Linked DNA regions of Homo sapiens: regions 2 and 3 are each linked to region 1. A link is an interaction called in ENCODE POLR2A ChIA-PET data of the cell type or tissue named here. Cell type or tissue: GM12878. All regions are shown on one strand. Links, peaks and the distances in the headings refer to the core of each region. The heading gives the core; the rest is flanking DNA.

Region 1 (7,337 bases), core at 913-5,912:
GACCTAGCCATCTGACGCTAAATTTCTCCATCCAGCCTGAAAACAGCCTCCTGTCATCCCCCCAGCCCAGCGAGCCCCTCGTGCTGCTGGCGGCTGAGCAGACCAGTGGCAGTTTCTCACAGCTCTCAGGAAAGCCCCAGCTCACAGCAGACAGGTGGGTCCTCTGTGGGGTCAGCTCCAGATCCCTTCCTCCAGTGTGAAGTCATGGGGTCAACGAACCTATCTCAGTTCCTTCTTTGTATTCTTTGTATTTTAGATAGTCATGCACATGGCTTTTTCTGTCAATTTTATTGTAAGCCTGCCTTTGAAAACAAGGTCTTTGGCCCTTTGATCTGAATATTCACTTCTTAGGCAAACTCCAGTGTTTTCTAATGACAGGTGTTCAATAAAAGGAATGAGGGATGAGAAAATTAATTCAAAGAAGTGTAAGCTAACAAAGCAGGCTCATGGTGGAGTTAGCTATTGACTATTTCCAATCCAAGCTCACAAGGATCCCTGGGGTAAAACCCTAGTTCTCTTTGCCTCATCTGCCTCTTCTTTTTTAGTTTTCTTTTTCCTTTCTTTCTTTCTTTTTATTTTTTTTTTGGAGACAGAGTTTCACTCTTGTTGCCCAGGCTGGAGTGCAATGGCGTGATGTCAGCTCACTGCAAACTCCACCTCCTGGGTTCAAGCGATTCTCTTGCCTCAGCCTCCCAAGTAGCTGGGATTACAGGCGACCGCCACCACACCCGGCTAATTTTTTGTTATTTTTAGTAGAGACAGGGTTTCACCATGTTGGCCAGGCTGGTCTCGAACTCCTGACCTCAGGTGATCCACCCACCTTGGCCTCCCAAAGTGCTGGGATTACAGATGTGAGCCACTGCGCCTGGTCCTCACCAGCCTCTTCTGCAAAATGGACAGAATAAGGGAAACAACCAGTAGCTCCAAAGTCTCATTAATTTACTAATAATTGTATTAGATTCTTTCTGTAACAAGTAATAGAAACTCAAAGCAAGATAGTGCAACCAATATGCTGCACAAGTGCAACTTGTAGGGTATCATCAAAATGCAAATTTATTTTGTCTGCCCTTCATAACTTTTTCAGTGGGAGAAGGTTTCCTCTTGCCCCTGGATAAAAGCTGGCTTTCTGGGCAGGCCACATAGCATATGGGCTCTCTCTGAGAATATAAAAGGTCCTTTGGTCCATTTAAATTGCAAAAGCAGCCTCAATTCTGAAATTAAAATATCTAATGTCTGAAAACTATCAAAACCCTGAACTTATCACATCTTCTTACCCTCAGTCTGGCTCCCTATCAAGGTGACCTTTCCTAGGGGGGAACTGGGTTGTCACTCTTCTCTTTCTGTTTCCTAATATTTAAAGCTACCTTTTTTCTCTTAGGAGCTTTCTTTCTTTTTTCTTTTTCCTTCTTTCTCTCGTTTCTTTCTTTCTCTTTTATTTCCCCCTCCCCTCCTCTCCCCTCCCCTCCCCTCCCCTCTCCTCTCCTCCTTTCCTCTGCTCTCCTCTCCTTTCCTCTCCTCTCCTTTCCAACAGTGTCTCACTCTGTTGCCCAGGCTGGAGTGCAGTGCCATGATCTTGGCTCACTACAGCCTCAATCTCCTGGGGTCAAGCAATCCTCCCACCTCAGCCTCCCAAGTAACTGGGGCTACAGGCATGCACCACCATGCCTGGCTAATTTTTTAAATTTTTAGTAGAGACAAGGTCTTGCTATGTTGCCCAGGCTGGTCTCAAACTCCTCAGCCCAAGCAGTCCTCCTACCTTGACCTCCTAAAGTGCTGGGATTACAGTCATGAGCCATCACAGCTGGCCAGGAGCTTTCTTGGGTTCTTTGAAATCTCCTTTCTGGCCCCTCAACTGCAACACCTCCCTTTCATCTGGCCACACTGCACCCCCCCCCACAACCCCCCTGGCCATGGCTCTGCAGGGACCATGCTCCCCCAGGCACTAGCTATCCCCTTTAAGGAGTCCTCCTGGGTAAGGCTTACAGTGGCTCCAGGCTGGTGTACACTTGCTTGCTCTCTCTCATACAGTCCACATCTGGTCCTCAGGAATCATCCTCTCATATTTTGACCAGCCATTGGAGAGGAGGACCTTGCTTCCTAGGCACAGAAACAACTCTTCTCCCAGAGTCCTAGAGCCACAGCTCAAGCCCCCTGGGTTGTCCAAGGAAGGCTCTCTCTTTCAGCTTAAGGAAAAGGAGCCAGCAACTCTTTACAAAGGACTCTCTCCCCACGTGACAACCCAAGCCCTTGGTTACCAAGGCTGGCAATCCCTTCAGGCAGCCCAGCTCACTCTCACTTCTCTGATCTTAAATTTTTAGTCCCCGGGATTTTGTCTTTGAGTCATAATACATTATATTCTCAACACATCAAAGCAGTACTTAAGGTTTGAAGAGTTGTTTGTTCCTCCACAGGGCAGGCCTTAGCTCCAGGCTCCCTCCTCCTCCTCTGTGGCTTTCTCTCCTCGGGTTGCCCTTAACATTATTGCATGTGTGCATATTGTCACTGCCCCACATTTCCATATTTCTACATGTCCTTAAAGCACTGGAGCTGGAAAAAGGCATGATTAGAAAGTGAGTTGGTTTTTTTTGTTTTGTGTTGTTTTTTGAGAAGGAGTCTCACTCTGTCACGTAGGCTGGAAGTGGTGCCATCTCTGCTCACTGCAAGCTCCGCCTCCTGGGTTCAAGCAATTCTCATGCCTCAGCCTCCCGAGTAGCTGGAATTACAGGCGTGTGCCACATGCCTGGCTAATTTTTGTATTTTTAGTACAGACGGGGTTTCACCATGTTGGCCAGGCTGGTCTTGAACTCCTGACCTCAAGTGATCCGCCCACCTCGGCCTCCCAAAGTGCTAGGATTACAGGTGTGAGCCACTGCACCCAGCTGAAAGTGGTTTTTAAGTTAAATTTTAACAATGTTTTCTTTTTCTTCTATTGCTTTCAATAACCCCAAAATTCCCTGGGCTCCTACAGGAACAATGACACTGCCATTGAAATAGACAACTGCAGCAGCTACAAGATACCCTCTCCAGTGGCATCTCCAATCAATTTGAATATACCCATGAGAGCTGCCTTGAGCCACAGCCTCTGGGAACAAGAGGACTGGAATGAGCACCTTCTACAAGTTCATATAGCCAGTTACCTAGGAGAGCACTTCTTGGGAGCCTGACACCTAGGCAAAACATGCTCTTCCTTGCATACGTGTACTTGCTACCACCTCTTATAATGCTCCTTTTCCACTGTGAGCCAAGTGACCTTGGGAGAGGTAAGATGGTGTTTCCAACAAGGTGCTTCTCTACTTCCACCAATAAACTTCCAAGTGAGTCCCTAATTTTTGCAGGTTGGGCTATAGGGAGGCTCCAGTTTGGGAAAGGACTGACTGAGAACAGGAGCAGTTTTTGGAAAAATAGGTGGGAAAAGTTACTGTCTGTGTGTACAGAGAACTACCTGAGACTGGGTAATTTTATTTATTTATTTATTTATTTATTTATTTATTTTGGAGATAGAGTCTTGCTCTGTCTCCAGGCTGGAGTACAGTGGTGCGATCATGGCTCACTGCAACCTCCACCTCCTGGGTTCAAGCAATTCTCCAGCCTCAGCCTCCCAAGTAGCTGGGACTACAGGCACACACTACACCTGGCTAAGTTTTTATATTTTAGTAGAGATGGGGTTTCACCACGTTGCCCAGGCTGGTCTCCAGCTCCTGAGCTCAGGCCATCCAGTCACATTGGCCTCTCAAAGGGTTAGGATTACAGGCGTGAGCCACCAGGCCCAGCCTCGAGTCTGGGTAATTTATAAAGAAAAGAGGTTTAATTGGCTCATGGTTCCCCAGGCTGTACAGGAAGCATGACTGGGGAGGCCTCAGGAAACTTACAATCAAGGCAGAAGGCAAAAGAGAAGCAGACCTGTCCTACGAGTCTGGAGCAGGAGAAAGAAAGAAGTGGGAGGTGCTATGCACTTTTAAACAACCAAATCTCGTGAGAACTCACTATCATGAGAACAGCAAGGAGGAAATCCACCCCCATGATCCAATCACCTCCCACCAGGCACCTCCTCCAACACTGGGGATTAAATTCAACATGAGATTTGGGCAGGGAGACAGATCCAAATCATATATCAGTCTGCTCAGTTGAAACCACACAATAGCCAAGCAAAGCCAAGAAAGCCAGTCCAAGGCTGGCTTGGAAAGGGCCTCTGAGGAGAAATCAACTTTCAAAGGGGCAGGGGGAAATAGAGGTTGAGCTACTGCAAGCCCAAAATAAAAGAAATCCTGAGAAGGATGGTAACCAGCTGGAAGATTCCTTTGTGTTGCTCCACTATATCAAGCAAGAAATTGAGTCTTTGGCTGGGCGCGGTGGCTCTTGCCTGTAATCCCAGCACTTTGGGAGGCTAAGGTGTGCAGATCACTTGAGGTCAGGACTTCGAGACCAGCCTGGCCAACATGGCAAAGCCCTGTCTCTACCCAAAATACAAAAATTAGCTGGATGTGGTGGTGCACACCTGTAGTCCCAGCTACTCAGGAGGTTGAGGCAGGAGAATTGCTTGAACCAGGAGGCAGAGCTTGCAGTGAGCTGGGATCATGCCACTGTGCTCCAGCCTGGGTGACAGAGCCAGACTCCATCTCAAAAAAAAAAAAAAAAAAAAAAAGAATAAATTAGGTCTTCATTGCCCTGTGTTAGTGTAAAGCTATGAAGGCTCCCCTGGCTCATACAACATTTCATTGCTAATGAAAACATGGTGAGGAAGATATTGACTGCCCATCACCAGAAATTCTGATTAATTTGACTGTTTCTTACCCAGAACCTAATGAAAGTGAACTGGAAGACATGGCATCTTTGAGTATTGGGAATGGGGTAGGAGCTTTGGCCAACCTTTATACACATAGGGAATACTTACAAGGAAAATACCATGACTCCTTTTTTTTTTTTTTTGAGACAGTCTTGTTCTGTTGCCTAGGCTGGAGTGCAGTGGTGTGATCTCAGCTCACTGCAACCTCCACCTCTCAGGTTCAAGCGATTCTTGTGCCTCAGCCTCCCAAGTAGCTGGGATTACAGGTGTGAACCACCAGTCCGGCTAATTTTTGTATTTTTAGCAGACACAGGGTTTCTCCATGTTGGCCAGGCTGGTTTTGATCTCCTGACCTCAGGTTATCCACCCTCCTCGGCCTCCCAAAGTGCTGGGATTACAGGCATGAGCCACCACGCCCAGCCCCACCACGCCCACTCCAATATTTAATAAGTATTTGTCAGGCTCCTGCTAGGTGCTAGACACTGCGTTTGACGCTAAGTATATTGGAGAGAACAAGACAGACGGACAAGTTACCTGCCTTGAGGGAGGGTCTGGGAGAGATGCCAAGTCCTATTTTGGAGACATAGTGAAGCCATTAATGTTGACCTGATGTCTGAGCCACCCAGTCTGCAAATGAAAGCTGGAGGCCCTGCTTTCCAGCATGTGTGGTTCACATCCTATGTGGTGCAGAAAGAAAGAACATGGTTGCCCTCCTCTTGTGCATGCTCAGTTGGGCTGAGCAGTCAAATCTGGCTGAATTGAGTCAGAAAAGACATCTGAGTTAAGAGGATGCCTGATGCTTGTTGGTTTTGTCTTGCCTCCAGTAAAATTAAAAACAAGTTTCCTTTCAGTATGTTACAATCAAATAAGCTGAGCATTGTTGGTGCTGGTGAGGGACATCTAGAAGCTGAACTTAGAAAAGACTAATGTGCAGGGTGATTGTACTTCCAAATGCATGCCTGTTGTCCTGGTATCATTATTAATACATACCCATTTCACTCTGAGAAGTGTCCCTCAGTGAATCACAAATCATGTGGCCATCCTATCTATATGGCATACTTATAAACATTGAAAGGCTTGTCATCCCCACTTCTTTGTCTTGGTTTAAGCCTTCATCAGCCCTCACCTAGACTATTGTATTAATAGTAACCCCAGGCCAGGCATGGTGGCTCAGGCCTGTAATCCCAGCACTTTGGGAGGCTGAGGCGGGCAGATCACGAGGTCAGAAGTTTGAGACCAGCCTGGCCAATATGGTGAAACCCCATCTCTACTAAAAATACAAAAATTAGCTGGGCATGGTGGCGCACACCTGTAGTCCCAGCTACTCGGGAGGCTGAGACAGAAGAATCTCTTGAACCTGGGAGGTGGAGGTTACAGTGAGCAGAGATGGCGCCACCGCACTCCAGCCTGGGCGACAGAGCCAGATTCCGTCTCAAAATAAAATAAAGTAAAATAGTAACCCCAATTGGTCTCCCAGACTTTATCATCATCATCATCATAATAGCTAACATCTTTAGAAATTTGCTATCTTCTAAGCACTATGCTGACTTTACAAAGATCACATAAACCACACCACAAGCCATTGAGAAGTAGATCTTATTATTACATTTTATAAATGATAAACCGGAGCCACAGAGAGGTTCAAGAACTTGCTTAAGGTCACACAGGTAGTAAGTAGCAGAGCCAGGACTTGAAGCCAGTCTGTCTAACTCCAAAATCCAAATTACTCTTGATGCCTCTCCAATGTCTTCCCAACTCATTCCCTTTTCATACCTCTAACAGAGCAACTTTTTGACACATAAATCTGACAGAAAGGACCAGGCACGGTGGCTCATACCTGTAATCCCAGCACTTTGGAAGGCCAAGGTGGGCAGATCACTTGAAGTCAGAAGTTTGAGACCAGCCTGGCCAACATGGTGAAACCCTGTCTCTACTAAAAATGTGAAAATTAGCCAGGTGTGGTGGTGCGCGTCTGTAGTCCCAGCTACTCAGGAGGCTGAGGCAGGAGAATCTCTTGAACTGGGGAGGCAGAGGTTGCAGTGAGCCGAGATCACTCCACTGCGCTCTAGCCTGGGCAACAGAGCAAGATTCCATCTCAAAAAAAAAAAAAATATATCTGACTGAGTTTCCTCCTTAATAAAACCAGACCCTTTGACATGAAATGACTAGACCCCTGCCTCTCTCTCCAGCCTCTCCACTGGCCACTGCTGCCATAGAATCTTATGCTCCCACCATGCCAAATTTCTTGTGGTTCCCTAAATGCGCCATGTTTGAAGATACTTTGAGGACATTGTATATACTTTTGTTCTACCTGAGATACATTTGCTTACTTTCTCCACATATTGCCCTCATGACACTTATCCTTATTGATGGATTTCTTCAATGCTACTATTGTGCCTTACATGTGCCTTGTATTATAGCATTTTTATAGCATTTCTCACCCAATTGTGGCTATTTGTTTACATGTCTGTCTCCTTGGTGGAACTGTGAACTCTGTCATAACAGATGCCATTTTATGTCAGTTAGACTTCTTTGGTTGCCAGTAAGAGAAGCT
Region 2 (7,337 bases), core at 1,437-6,436, 420 kb after region 1:
TGTGACAACCCACAGCTCCTTGAGGTGGTACTTGTCCTACTGACGACACTACACTACAAGCACTGTCCAGCATATTTCCAGCCTGAAATATGCAATGTAACCAAAAAGCCGAGGTTTGGCTGAGAAAGACCTGGGTTTGGCACTCAGTCATTCACTCTCAGTGAGACCCCGAGTAAGCCACTTCACATCTCTGAGCCTCGGTGTCCCAACTATGAGGCTGGCCTCTGCATTTTGTAGCAGCAGCAGCATTTACTATGTCTCACTGCACCTGCTGCAAGCTGCTTGGAGCAAGTCTCCGTCCTTCCCACTCCATCGCTTAGCTGCTGGTTCATGCACCACCCAGCCCTGCCCCATGTTGGCAACAATTTGCAAGGTAGACTAGTTAGTTACTCATGCACATAGTGCTTTTGATCTTCCCACTCCCTGTTGACAAATACGTTCAGCAGTAACATGGTAGATATTAGTATGAACTATCACTATCAGGAAAAAAAGTGTTAAAATGCATATCTATTGGCTCAGTAGAAAATACTCCTTAAGGCTTTAGCTGTTGAAAAAATATACTGTTTGACACTTTCTCAAGTCCAAATGCAGTAGCTCATCGTAACCAAAATCTTGGTAAATATAACACCTTCCCATTGGGATCCCAACTGCAGGCCTTGCTAGCACATGCCTTCTTGAAATGTGTGATAATTAACTGCTTGAAAAATAGAAATCAAATTAGTGAGTGATGTCACAGTGGATTCAAAAGTATGACTACAGCTTAAATTCAAAGGCACAGGGGTGCAGAATATGAACGTTTCATTGTTAAAGTAGAGTTTTTTTTTAAAAAAAAGTTGATAACATGAACTTACGCAAATATCAAATTAACATGCATCAAATATTTTATTCAACTCAATTAATAAAGGAACCAATAAGATGTTGAAACAAACTCTAATGAGAATTTTACCTACAGAGGTTTATATTCTCCACGGGACAAGGTTTTTTTGTTTGTTTGTTTTTTGAGACAAGCTCTCGCTCTGTCACCCAGGCTGGAGTGCAGTGGCATGATCTCAGCTCACTGCAGCCTCGACCTCCCGAGTTCAAGCAATTCTCCTGCCTCAGCATCCCAAGCAGCTGGGATTACAGGTGCCCGCCATCACACCCAGCTAATTTTTTTTGTATTTTTAGTAGAGACAGGGTTTCATCATGTTGGCCAGGCTGTTTTCGAACTCCTGACCTCAAGTGATCTGCCCACCTTAGCCTCCCAAAGTGCTAGGATTACAGGCGTGAGCCACCACGCCCTGCATTTTGTATTTTAATAGAGACAGGGTTTCACCATGTTGGCCAGGCTGGTCTCGAACTCCTGACCTCAGATGATCTGACTGCCTTGGCCTCCCAAAGTGCTGGGATTACAGCTGTGAGCCACTGTGCCTGGCTGCTTTTTCTACCTTCTAGAGGCTACTCACATTCCTTGGCTCATGGCCTATTCCTCCATTTCCAAAGCCAGTAATGGTTTTGGTTGTGTGCTTTTCACTTTGCATCACCTCAGGTTCTCTGCTTCCATGGTCACACCTTTGACTCTGACTCTCTGCCTCCCTCTTTCACTTATAAGGACCCCTGTAATTACTTTGGGCCTACCTGTATAATCAGGAACAATCTCCCCATCTCAAGATCCATGGGGCTGGGCGCAGTGGCTCACGCCTGTAATCTCAGCACTTTGGGAGGCTGAGGCGGATGGATCACTTGAGGTCAGGAGTTTGAGAGCAGCCTGGCCAACATGGTGAAACCCTGTCTCTACTAAAAATACAAAAATTAGCCGAGTGTGGTGGTGGGTGCCTGTAATCCCAGCTACTCGGGAGGCTCAGGCAGGAGAATCGCTTAAGCTCAGGAGTCGAATGCTGCAGTGAGCAGAGATCATGCCACTGCACTCCAGCCTGGGCGACAGAGCAAGATTCTGTCTCAAAAAAAAAAAAAAAATCTGTCGACCGCACAAGCTCCTATAGAGTAACATCATCCTTAGAGAATGTGTGAGACTACACCCTACAATCCACTGAAAGGACACCCAATAATCTCTTTTGCCCTTTTCCTAGTCTTTAACAGTTTTTCCTGGCAATGTCAAGGCTCATAGCAAGGGCGATTTTGCAAGACACAAGATCACGCAGCCCTGGGCCCATGGTGCCTGTGAACAACCAACCACCTGAGCAGGGAAGCAGCTGCCCCTTTCACTAGGACATGGTCACTTTGTCCCTACCCAGCCAACTTGGCTTGTTTCCCTTGGCCTCTGAGAGGGTTAGAGTTTTTCATCCCTGGTTACTGATTAATCATATTATATTCCCTTCCCTCCACCCTGGAGGGATGAAAACAGAGCAGAAACATTTAGTCTATAAACTGGGAAAGAGTTAGAAGGAGACAACGAGGGAAAAGAGACATACAAGTATTAATAGGACACGGACAAAGCCAAACCTTATCCACTTCATAATTTTGTGTATATCTGGCATTGTTCCAGGGCTGGGGCAGGAACAGAGAGTGGGGTGGAGATGTCTCTCCACACTGACCTCTTTCCTGAACCCATTTGGCTCTTGTGGAATAAGGGAGAGCCAGGACATCCCCTATAACAAATCCAAGATGGCTTCACCCTATTAAATGTGTGGACCTGGTGAAATGGAAGTAGCTAGCCACTCTTGATTAAGCCAACAATTTTCAAACTACTCCTGCTCAAAGCCCCATTTAATACTGACTTTCCCCACTGGTTAGTTACTCATCTCCTCCTTCCTGAGCAAATCCTCCTAAACAAATGGCAATTAACTAAGACATAATGAGGAGCTGCCTGATGGAGGCCAGAACATAGTTTCAGTCAAAGCCAGAGTAATTCATTCCTTCCCTTAGCAAACACCAATTGAGCCTCTGCTGAGTGCTAGGCACCAGACCGGCTCTGTGGGAAATAAAAATAAGCCCACTGTCCTGCCTTCAAGGAGCTCCCAGCCCAGTGGGTGGAGAGGTAAGGGTGAAATTGCATGTCCAAAAGCAAAGAGAGGGAAGAAGAGAATTTCAGAATGTTGGGAGAGCAGTAGAGAAAGCACAAAGATGTAGATACAAAGGGCTGTGTTCTTGGCTGGGAACTTCAGATAGAAAGAAGTGGCTGGAGCTAAGAGTGAATGGGAGGTGAGACTGCAGAAGGAGAGGAGGGCCAGGTTAATGTAAGTATGCCTTGAAACTGGGGTTCAATGAGTCCTTCATTTGCTAGGTGTTTGTTGAGTACTTCCTATGCACCCAATACTGAGTCGAGCCCTGCTAACATAAATACAACTGAATACGAAATGGCTCTACCCTCAATAAATCACAATCCAGTGAAGAGAAAGAGCTATGGAAATACTCTCAGTGGAGCAAGTTAAGTGAAAAAATAGATGTGCTTAAGTGCTAAGCGAACTCCGCCCACGGGAATAGCGAGAGGAAGGCAGGCCCCTTGGGAGGTTTTGCAAAGGAGCCATATAATTAGTAACATGCCTCTTGGCATGTTAGAAGTAGAAGACAAGAGGAATTAGGGGATGACAACTCATGATCCACTCCAAGGGTCTATGTTTATAGACACTCTAAAGACACAAAACTCATCATGTCCAGCTCAGTTGGGTAGGTGATGGCTCAGTACCCACTGCATCAAGACAATCTGAGGGCAGATTTCTTTTTTTTTTTTTTTTTTTTGTGATGGAGTTTCATTCTTGTTACCCAGGCTGGAGTGCAATGGCACGATCTCGGCTCACCGCAACTTCCGCCTCCTGGGTTCAAGTGATTCTCCTGCCTCAGCTTCCTGAGTTAGCTGGCATTACAGGTATGCACCACCAAACCCAGCTAATTTTGTATTTTTAGTAGAGACGGGGTTTCTCCATGTTGGTCAGGCTGGTCTTGAACTCCTGACCCCAGGTGATCCGCCCGCCTTGGCCTCTCAAAGTGCTGGGATTACAGGCGTGAGCCATTGTGCCCGAGCTGAGGGCAGATTTCAATCCTGCACACATTCCTTTCTTCCCTTCTGCTGCATATACTTGCTCCTGCATTACATGTGTTGGACTGGTTTCTCCCTGCCCTGTAGCTCTGCAATGAAGCCCAGGATCTGGTTTCTCCCAACTTTTGACCTTGGACTCACTGTCTGGCTGCAGTTCTTTAAACTGCTGATTCTATGAAAGGCCTTTGGGTCACGTCAGCTGCTGCTACCAGTTATTCAGTAACTAACTCACAAGCTCTGAGATTCCCAGTCAGGCGAGAAGGAAGAGCTTGCAGGGGCTCTGCATTCGTTCCGCTTGGCTAACTTGGTGTTGCAAAGAAACTTTCTCCTTCTAGAGGTGAATTCCAGCTTTTACAGTCAGAGGAGCCAAAGTTCTGAGCCTGCAGCGCCATTCCCATCCTCCCCCAGTGCAGGCCAAGTCCACAGTCTTCTTCCTCTTCCCCAACACTGCACCAAAGCCTCTGCTGTCTCATGCTAGCCTGCTTCGTTGGCATCATTTTTTGACCTTCCTGGCCTCATACTTTGCGGGCAAGGAAAATCATAGAATAATTTCTGTTTTCCTGACCTATTGAGAAACTCTGAAATGGTTTGTGCCCCTCATGTAGTCAGAGAGACCCTAAACAGAATCCATTCTGCTGTATTCCTCATGGGACCATTTGGAATACAACAGACCCCAGCAGGCATCAATCATCTGCCATTTCAGCTAAGGAAGGAGAGAGTGAGCCTCTCTTTCATGGCATTCGGTTTCCTGGCTCTGGATTTGACCTATGCGCAAACTTCCAGGGTGGCTTGAGCATAATGATGCTATCAACCAGCTCAGATGCCCTAGGAGGTGGCCTTACAGAAATGGTAGACTTGTGGTATGGCACAAATGTAGGCTGGCTACCTGTCTACACCTGCTCACCAGTCTGGCCAAGCCCTGAGACTGGCTGGGCCTGTCCACAGCACTGAGGCCCATGGGGACAACTATAGCTGTGTGTATGCCCATACAGTTAAGTGTCCTTTATGCTATGGGGTGGGACTTGCTGTGTGCCCCTCCTCCAATAACCTGCCAATTCCAATCATTCTGTACCTTCCTCTTTTTCTTCATGCTGGCCTTTTTCTCCCCCCAGCTTTTTTTGAATTTCAATTAGCAATAATCATGCCTTGGATAAACCTCATCGGCTACAATACTGCCACTGTGCAAAGCTCTGGCCTTTTTTTTTTTTTTCTGCAGGAAAGTATCCATGGGCCAAACCACAAAAGTTTTGAATCTTGAGCCAGTTCATCAACCAGGGCCAGTCCAATGAACCCAGACACAAACACACTCAGGCTTCTGGTTTTGGTGAATGTCAATGCCAGACACACTGTAGTGGGGATGAGGGGCGGAAAGGGGTTTGTCCCACATGAGACCCCATGGCAGCTGGCCGTGGAACTTGGGAAGCCATTGTCATTTTTATCACCCATTTGTCACAATAATACTGAGCCTCACCTGTTTCAAGATCTCAGGGTGGTGCCCTGGAACCTCAAGTGGTGGCATCCTCCTCAGCCACCTGCTGGCATCACTTACAGGCCACCTCCATCCTCCCAGTCACACTTCACTTTCTGACCCTGGCCTTCATCCAGTCCAGTCCAGGTCACTGGCCAAACACATGTGTTTTTAGGGTAAATAATTGCTTATGAGTGACCATCTTCCATCAGCCTCATGCCAACTGCTGCTCGTATTTATACACACTGTCCAGCACTGGGTAAAGCACTGAGTAGGCTCTTTATATGGGGTATCTATTTTCATTATCACTGTGCTATGTGGTGCTTCCTAAATACAAAGTTTTTGAGTTCAGAACCATCTATCTTTCAGTTCTCAGTGTGGCATTCCAACTGCAATGTAATATCTTGCCATGGCCTCAAATTCAACATAATTTTTTTTTTGGTTTTTTGTTTTGTTGTTGTTTTTTTTTTTTTGAGATGGAGTCTTGCTCTGTCGCCCAGGCTGGAGTGCAGTGGCACGATCTCGGCTCACTGCAAGCTCCGCTTCCTGGGTTCACACCATTCTCCTGCCTCCGCCTCCCGAGTAGCTGGGACTACAGGCGCCCGCCACCACGCCCTGCTAATTTTTTTGTATTTTTAGTAGAGATGGGGTTTCACCGTGTTAGCCAGGATGGTCTCGATCTCCTGACCTCGTGATCCGCCTGCCTCGGCCTCCCAAAGTGCTGGGATTGCAAGCGTGAGCCACCATGCCCGGCCTTTGTTTTTGTTTTGAGACAGTCTTGCTTTGTCGCCCAGGCTGGAGTGCAATGGCCCAATCTTGGCTCACTGCAACCTCCACCTCCCAGGTTCAAGCAATTCTTGTGCCTTAGCCTCCTGAGTAGCTGGGATTACAGACGTGCACCACCGCCACACCCGGATAATTTTTGTATTTTTAGTAGAGACGGGGTTTCGCCATGTTGGGCTGGCTGGTCTCGAACTCCTGGCCTCAAGTGATCCACCCACCTTGGCCTCCCAAAGTGCTGGGATTACAGGCATGAGCCACCATGCCTGGCCCAAAATCAAAATAATTAAAAGTGAATTCATTCCCTCCAAATCAGGTTTTTCCTTCCATCTCCTCTATTTCTGTTACCAATTTCTCAGTCCCTGGGATTAAAAAACCTGAAAATCTTCCCTCTAAATCCTCTCTAACAATTATCTCTCATATTTAATCAGTTTTCTGATACTTTAGACTAGATTCTTTTTGAATGCTTCCCTAACCCAGTAGTTCTCAACACTGGTTGTCCATTAGAATTATTAGAGGAGCCATTTTAAAATAAATATGTGGGTCATGCCTGGGGCCACCTCCCTCAGACAGCTGTGTAGGTTATTCACTGCACTAGGGTGAGGGGGTTGTTCCAGCTCACGCTCTCCTTGCTAAGCCTTTGGCCCTAGCATGGAACTACCTTTGACTGGAGAAAAGGAAGCTTTTTTGAACTCACACAAAGGCACTGTAAGGGCTAAGAAAGGTCTGGCCATTTCCCTGAAATTCTGATTCAGCAGACGTAGGCATTTATATTTTAAATAGTTCAGTGAGATATATAAACTTTACTCTTAAATAGTGGTGTTCCTTTCTCCCTCTTTTTGTGATATTATTGTTACACATATTGCTTCTTTGTATCATAAATCCAACAGTATGGTGTTATAATTATTACTTTTTAATTTTTATTTAATTTTTTTTTAATTGAGACAAGGTCTCACTATTTTGCCCAGGCTGGTCTCGAACTCCTGGCCCATCTTGACCTCCCAAAGTCCTGGGATTACAGGCATAAGCCACTGTACCTGGCTATAATTATTACTTTGAAAGAACCTGAGAGAAGAAGACCAAGTACATATTTATAGAGTTAGTTATATTAAT
Region 3 (7,337 bases), core at 1,437-6,436, 150 kb before region 1:
GACAGAATTGGAACCCAGTTCTGTCACCATAGATGCCCCACCTGTTCTACACTGGCCTGTCAAGAATAACAATAATAAAAATTATTATTTTAGAGACAGAGTCTTGCTCTGTTGGCCAGGTGGATTGCAGTGGCACGACCTCGGCTCACTGAAACCTTCGACTCCCAGGTTCAAGCGATTCTCCTGCCTCAGTCTCCCGACTAGCTGGGATTACAGGTGCCCGCCGCCACGCCCAGCTAATTAAAAAAATATTTTTAGTAGAGATGGGGTTTCACCATGTTGGCCAGGTTGGATCTCAATCTCCTGACCTCGTGATCCGCCCGCCTTGGCCTCCCAAAGTGCTAGGATTACAGGTGTGAGCCACCGCACCAGGCCCAATGATTATTTTAAATAATAATAATAATTTTTTTTGAGACGGAGTCTCGCTCTGTCACCCAGGCTGGAGTGCAGTGGTGTGATCTCGGCTTACTGCAACCTCCGCCTTCTGGGTTCAAGCGATTCTCCTGCCTCAGCCTCCCGAGTAGCTGGGACTACAGGCGCCCGCCACCATGCCTGGCTAATTTTTTTGTATTTTTAGTAGAGACAGGGTTTCACTGTGTTAGACAGGATGGTCTCGACCTCCTGACCTCATGATCCACCCACCTCGGCCTCCCAAAGTGCTGTGATTACAGGCATGAGCCACCGCTCCCAGCCTTAAATAATTACTTTTATTTTATTATCATTATTTTTGAGACAGGGTCTCACTCTGTCACCCAGAATGGAGTGCAGTGGTGCCATCTTGGCTCACTGCAACCTCTGCCTCCCGGGTTCAAGCGAATTCTCCTGCCTCAACCTCCCAAGTAGCTGAAAGTACAGGTACGTGCCACTATGCCGAGCTAATTTTTGTATTTTTAGTAGACACAGGGTTTCACCATGTTGGCCAGGCTGGTCTCGAACTGCTGGCCTCAAGTGATCCACCCGCTTTGGCCTCCCAGAGTGCTGGGATTACAGGCGTGAGCTACTGCACCCAGCCTAATTACTTTGAAAAATGGGATCACAGGCCAGGTGCGGTGGCTCATGCCTGTAATCACAGCACTTTGGGAGGCCGAGGTGGGCAGATCACGAGGTCAGGAGTTCGAGACCAGTCTGGCCAACATAGTGAAACCCCGTCTCTACTAAAAATACAAAAAATAGGCCAGGTGTGGTGGTGTGCGCCTGTAATCCCAGCTAGTTGGGAGGCTGAGGCAGGAGAATCGCGTGAACCCAGGAGAAAGAGGTTGCAGTGAGCTGAGATTGCGCCACTGCACTTCAGCCCGGGCGACAGTGAGAGACTCCGTCACCAAAATAAAATAAAAAAAAATAAAAAGATCCTCTAGCCCAAATCCCTCCAACACAGAAGCAGTCGGAGAAGCTTGAAAAGGTTAGATGATAGGCCCATGTAGCTTGTCTGTGGAAAGAGCTAGGCTGCAAGACACCTCTGACTCCGTTGAGTGCTTTCTCTTACTCTCCTTTCCCGATTTAAGACATTAAATCATTTAAGACAGTGTCATTTGGTCGGGCGCGGTGGCTAACGCTTGAAATCCCAGCACTTTGGGAGGCTGAGATGGGCGGATCACCTGAGGTCAGGAATTCGAGACCAACGTGGCCAACATGGCAAAACCTCGACTCCACCAAAAAAAAAAAAAATTAGCCGGGCCTGGTAGCGCGTGCCTGTAATCTCAGCTACTCAGGAGGCTGAGGCAGGGAGAACTGCTTGAACCCGGGTGGCAGAGGTTGCAGTGAGCCAAGATCGCACCACTGCACTCCAGCCTGGGCGACAGAGCGAGACTCTGTCTCAAAAAAAAAATTTTTTTTTAAAAGACAGTGTCATTTGATGGAGTTGCTTTCTTGATCGTTGGCTGCAATGAAAGACCTAGCCTCACTGTCTTTTGTGTTGCCTTGGACCGGCTCTTAGGTTCTACTGCCCTAACAGGCAGTGGAGGCTGGCCTCGAGTGGTAGTCATCCATCTTGCCCTCTTTTCCTACCCTCTACCCCCAACCCCCGAGCTGCTCTCCTGTCTCCTTCCAACACTGTTCTCTTTGGGAATATGCATGTCCAACTTCCCAAGCAGTCTGGGATCTGGAGTAAGATGACTCTTGGTTTAATGGAGTTTTTCCACAGTGCTTGCATGTGCCCCAAGGGTTTGGAAGGTTGGAGAACTAACAAAAAGCAAAGCGCCATCCTGTGTCGTTTCGGCAGGTCTGTGTTCTGTTAAAATATGGAAGAATTAACAGAAGAACGAAGAAATAAGGGCAGAAACTCCACAGGGGAGTACTTGTCTAACCCTGAAAAAGTTCAAGGCTGTTGTTCAAGGTCTGAATTTTTCCCTTGAGATTTGCTTGTAGTCCTTAAAGTCATCTTCAGATCTATCTGATCAAGGCAGCATCCGCGGAAAATTATAAGGTGGGTGGCTGCACTGGAGCCTGTCCTGGCTCAGGGGAGCCGGTGAAGAGTGATTTTTTTCCCTTGGCGTTGGGGGATCAGAGGGGGTGCCCTCTGCTATGCAGGAAGCCCTCCTTGCCCACTAGATAGTTGTCATTCCTCAGGAGATACTCTGTGAGGGGCCGGTGTGTTTTCTCCATCTTGGCACTTACCCTCAGACCCTCCTAAATACCCGGGAGGGCCGTGTTTTTCATCGGAGGTTGAAATGGAACCTCCCCCTGGGTGCCCGGGGAGAGTACCTTGGGGGCAGCGCCCCTCCTTCCGGAGGGCAGCATCCCGGCGGGGGCGGGGGCTCGGCTTTGATGCCAGGGCACCTTTTGTCCCTGGAGACGCTCTGCCAGCCAGGTGCGTGGAGGGAGTGCAGCCCGCCCTCCGGGGCGACGCGCGGGGCTGGGGCGGGCCGGCGGCTCCGGGGAGTGGCGGTCGGGAGCCCGCGAACGCGGGTGGGCGCCGTCGCCTCACTAACCGGGCGCCTCCGGGAAATCCGGGCGGGGTCCGCCGCTCGCACATAGGATTAGCGTCCTCTAAACTCCATCCCTGGGAAAAGCCGCCGCACTTCTCACCCAAACTCGCGGAGCCGAGGGGTTGGGCAGGGGTTGGGCGGGCGCGGGGGCCGCCGAGGCGGATCCGGGAACGGGTGGACCCGGGCGGCCAAGCCTCTTCAGCGCCGGCCCAACCGCCCCGGCCCGGGCCAGTCCAGCGGGGCGGGGGCTGGTGACACAAAGGCGGCGGCGGGTCCTCCGGGCCTCCGACCTCGGGCAGTCGCAGGACGCCCCGGGCCGCCTGACCTTCCCTGGCGTCGCGGCCCGTCCGCCGGCGCCGCCCGTCGCCCGCCCTCAGCCGTCCGGCGAGGTGCGGCCTCCTCAGCCGGCGCGGGGTGCCCTGGTTAACCCCTGCCCGGCAGCGCGGCCGCTGATTGGAGGAGGCGGGGCGCCGGGGCAGCGGGGACCCCCCCCACTCCGCACTTTCCTCGTCCCCTCCCCCTCCTCTCCCACTGTCGGCGCTTCCCCCACCCCCCAGGACCCCCCCTGCCTCCCAGCCGTGCAAATCTCGCGAGGAAACACGCGGTTTCACTAGTGTGTTTACACCGATCAGTACTAATCCGGACCGAACCGATCCGGATTAAGGGGCCGGAGGCGGGTCCTGGGCACCAGCGGTTCCGACCCACCCCGGCCCTCCGCGCCGCACCCGAGTGGCCCCCAGCCGAGCGGGCCCCCACCTCCTGGCCCGGCCTGGGCCCTTCTGCGCCTCCCTTGGCCTTTGTCCAGCGCCAGGAGGCCGGTCCCGCGCCCGCGTCGGGCGCCTGGCTCTGTACGCGAGCCCGGGGATCTGCGGCCTTCGTGCCCCCCCTCCCCCGCCCGCCCTTTCGTGGAGCCCGGCGCAGGCGGCTGCTGCCCGGGCGGGGGGTTGCGGCGCTCAGGGGAGGCCCCGGCTCCGCCCCGGGCCTGCCCAGGGGGAGAGCGGAGCGGCCCGCAGCCGGGTCGGGTCGGGGCCCCTCCCGGGAGGAGCGTGGAGCGGCGGCGGCGGCAGGTGAGAGGCTGAGCCCCGGGCGGGGGAGGGCGCCAGGCCTGGGGCATTAACCGTCCCGGGGACCCTTTTGGCCTGAGGAGCCTGCGACCTGGGCCCAGCTCGGTGTCGGCTCCGGACCGCAGCTCCTGGGCGCTGAGGCGGGAGGGGCTCCCTGAGGGCTGCGGGTCGCTGAGGGGCCGGGCAGAAGATGGGGGAGGCCCAGGCGGCCCCGGCCTGGGATTGGGGCCGGCGGCCGGAGGAGAGACTGGGGCCCCTCGGCAGCTGGAGGCCTCGGCAGCCTCCCGGGCGCCCCCGAGAGCCGGCCCTCCCTTCCTCCGTGACAGGTGGGCCTGGAGTTGGGGAAAGTTTGGAGCCGGCGAGGGGCGCCGGGACCAGGCCCCATCGCTCCTGCTTCCTGGCTGTGGGCTGCAGGGAGGATCCCAGTCCAAGGCCCCGCTGGAATTAGACGGAGTGGCTATTTCCTTAACATGAGTTGGCATTAAACGGAATAACCGCCGGGGCGTCATTTTCCGGGCCGGGCCTGGGGAATGGAGGTTTGGTAAGTGTTGCGAGAGACCTTGGGGTTTGGGAGAGACTGCAGCCTCTGCCATTCCGACCTCGACCTCGACCTCGATTAGGGCAGGGCAAGACGCAAGGAAGGCCACGGGGGAAACTCATTCTCCCAGTCTCTTTTTTTCCTTCTTTTTCTTTTTGCGAAGATGCATTTCAGCCTTTCTGAGAATTTCCTAATTCTCTCTCTAACCTGCACTTGCATGTGTGGGTGAAACTTTAATTTGTCACCTTTTCATTCCCCTTTGCCCCAGGCTCTCAATCCAGGAAGGGAAATGAAATTGAAGGACTTGTAAGGGGGTTGTTACTGGAGATTGTAGAGTTGTTGGATTGCAGAGGAGAATGTTCGATTCATCTTTTCAGTAACTTTAAAATCACACCAACCATTCCAACTACTTAATAATGTGTTCGAAGGGGTTCTATGTAATATGTTTCTTTTCCACTGTTAATATTAAAGAGAGGTTTTCAATGGGTTGTGTAGGAGTTGGTCTCTTGCAAAGGATGGACATATTTGCTGAAAGTAGCCTGTGCATTAATTGGTTATGGAAGTTTAAAAATGGTGTCCTCCTGCCCCTCCCTGCTTGGAAGAAGGGCTAAAAGCAGATGTCCAGAATCAAGAGAAAACTAATGCAGGGAGTGGTCAGAAAAAGATTTTTTAAAGGGATTGTTATGGAGCTATATTAATTTACTGAGTGAATGGAGGTGGATGGTTTTACCATGGGCTCTCTATTAAATTTAAAATAATTCCTTTTCTCATGAGCTACTGTGAGCTCTTCAGAGAAAGGAGCTGTATAATAGTGTTTTTGCAGTTATTTGTAGCTTCTGATTCATCCTGTATTCTTTTGAAATTATTGTCAATGATTCATATTTTTAGTTTAAGGACTACTTCCTGAGTGGGAAATAAATATCTGAAGATACTTAGCTAGATTCGAAGGCTGATAGAAGGAATTTTCTTTTTGCAGGCTAGTTCTTGTTTTGTTCTTTCCCCTGTGCTCAACTTTTGCAGAGATTATGTGAAGGGTTTGAGGGGTTTATTTTTGCTGTTAAAATCAAATCAGAACCAGGGAAGAATAAGTGGCTGTCATAGAAGAGGACTTCTGAGCTGCTTTAAAACTTTTCAATATATTACCGTTTGATGCAGCACATAGTAGTCTACCACTTGTATGCTATATTTACTTGAGATTTACCTGCATTTGATCTTTCAGTGAAATAATTACTGTGAGTTTTGTTCTACAAAAAATTGCCTCCTCACATTTTAGTGTTTATGGTTTCACAGCCTACTCTTTCTTTTTCAGTAGAAATAATGGAAGAATTGCATAGCCTGGACCCACGACGGCAGGAATTATTAGAGGCCAGGTTTACTGGAGTAGGTGTTAGTAAGGTGAGTAAAATGATGATAATGAACACTATTCATATTCTAGTTTAAACACATTTTTTAAATGATTAAGAGCAGTTTGGGTAGGCCCTTCTGATAGTTTGCAGGGGAGAAGATTTGGGTCTTAATTTCAGTGAACTTTTAGATCCTACTAGTCATTCCAGTAGTCATTTAACATGGTAGGTTTGAAAATGTTCTTTATGGGAATATATGTTTCTTCTTCCTTTCTGGTATAGGAGAGGTTTCTCATGGTTCTTGTTACAAGGAAACTAACAGGATGTGTGTATAGATTCTATGCCATATTTTGTTAAAATTTGTCAGCCATTCAGAAAGAAAATTACAAGGCATTGCATAGCTTTGTTACATTGGACTTTGGAGGTAGTTACATGGCAGAGTATTGAAACATTGGCCTCTGTGAAGTCTGCAGACTCTTTACTGGTTGCACCCCCAGACTGGTTTGTTGCTCTTCTCATTCTTCCTTCTTAGTTTTTATTTTTGTTGCAGGAGCATAATATTAGATTAGGCCCCCATTAACGGGCACGTATGAAGTTAAGCAATGTTATAGTTTCCTATGCATGTTTATGTACCCACTGGTCCACCCCTCTGCTCTCATAGGATGATTTTACAATGTGTAAAATGTTTGATTTTAATACAGTACGCAAAGTATATTTACAATATTTTATTTAAAAGCTTCATTGGTCCAAGATCATATTACTTGGGCTTGAGATGTGTGAACGTATGAGCTACTGATTTTTTTTTTTTGAGACAGAGTTTTCCTCTTGTCACCCAGACTGGAGTGCAATGGTGTGATCTCGGCTCACTGCAGCCTCCACCTCCTGGGTTCAGGTGATGATTCTCCTGCCTCAGCCTCCTGAGTAGCTGGGATTACAGGCACCCGCCACCACGCCCAGCTGATTTTTGTATTTTTAGTAGAGACGGGGTTTCACCATATTGGCCAGGCTGGTCTCGAACTCCTGACCTCAGGTGATCCACCTGCCTCGGCCTCCCAAAGTGCTGGGATCACAGGCAGGAGCCACTGTGCCTGGCTGAGCTTTTGATCTTTAACCAATGTGATACAACATTTCTTTCTGTGCTTTTCAAGAAATCCTGTCTCGTGGCAACCTGGGTGTTGATCTCGTGCTTTAGTTAGTAGCTTCTCCAAGGAGAAGGCGTGTTGAGGTTTAGTTGGAAAAATGGGCTTCTTTGATGGGTCTCAAGTTTTGGTGAGCTGGGATAGCTTGATAGGGTTTTTTTTTTTTTTTTTGAGACAGCCTTGCTCTGTCACCCATGCTGGAGTGCAGTGGCATGATCTCGGCTCACTGCAACCTCTGTCTCCTGGGTTCAAGTGATTCTCTTGCCTCAGCATCCTGAGTAGCTGGGATTACAGGCATGCACCACCATGCCTGGCTAATTTTTTTATTT

The links. Peaks named below come from ENCODE experiments on the same cell type or tissue, not always from the same donor. Only the 100,000 strongest peaks of a DNase experiment are listed, where the experiment ranks them.
Region 2: POLR2A ChIA-PET joins it to region 1 with 6 read pairs; 1 of 35 experiments calls an interaction of 5 or more read pairs at or near these places.
Region 3: POLR2A ChIA-PET joins it to region 1 with 8 read pairs; 2 of 35 experiments call an interaction of 5 or more read pairs at or near these places.

Annotation. Positions count from the first base shown.
Region 1 is chr7:128,679,996-128,687,332 of GRCh38, forward strand. GARIN1A (golgi associated RAB2 interactor 1A) reads left to right here. Exons shown (of 5, transcript NM_001128926.4): 4 at 36-154; 5 at 2,969-7,337. The coding sequence ends at 3,164. Among named protein-coding and RNA genes, the nearest start is that of GARIN1A, 11 kb to the left of the region's middle. In GM12878, for the core only: no CTCF peak of the experiment used is centred there; no DNase peak of the experiment used is centred there; H3K27ac peaks cover 342 bases.
Region 2 is chr7:129,098,535-129,105,871 of GRCh38, forward strand. It overlaps LOC124901863 (U4 spliceosomal RNA), which reads right to left and starts at 5,166; the gene lies at 5,021-5,166. It also overlaps the pseudogene LOC112267982. RefSeq lists an enhancer at 350-509. In GM12878, for the core only: no CTCF peak of the experiment used is centred there; a DNase peak (open chromatin) is centred at 4,278; H3K27ac peaks cover 279 bases.
Region 3 is chr7:128,527,810-128,535,146 of GRCh38, forward strand. No RefSeq gene overlaps it. Among named protein-coding and RNA genes, the nearest start is that of METTL2B, 55 kb to the left of the region's middle. RefSeq lists silencers at 3,516-4,065, 4,176-4,295. In GM12878, for the core only: no CTCF peak of the experiment used is centred there; a DNase peak (open chromatin) is centred at 3,442; H3K4me3 peaks cover 3,390 bases; H3K27ac peaks cover 2,565 bases.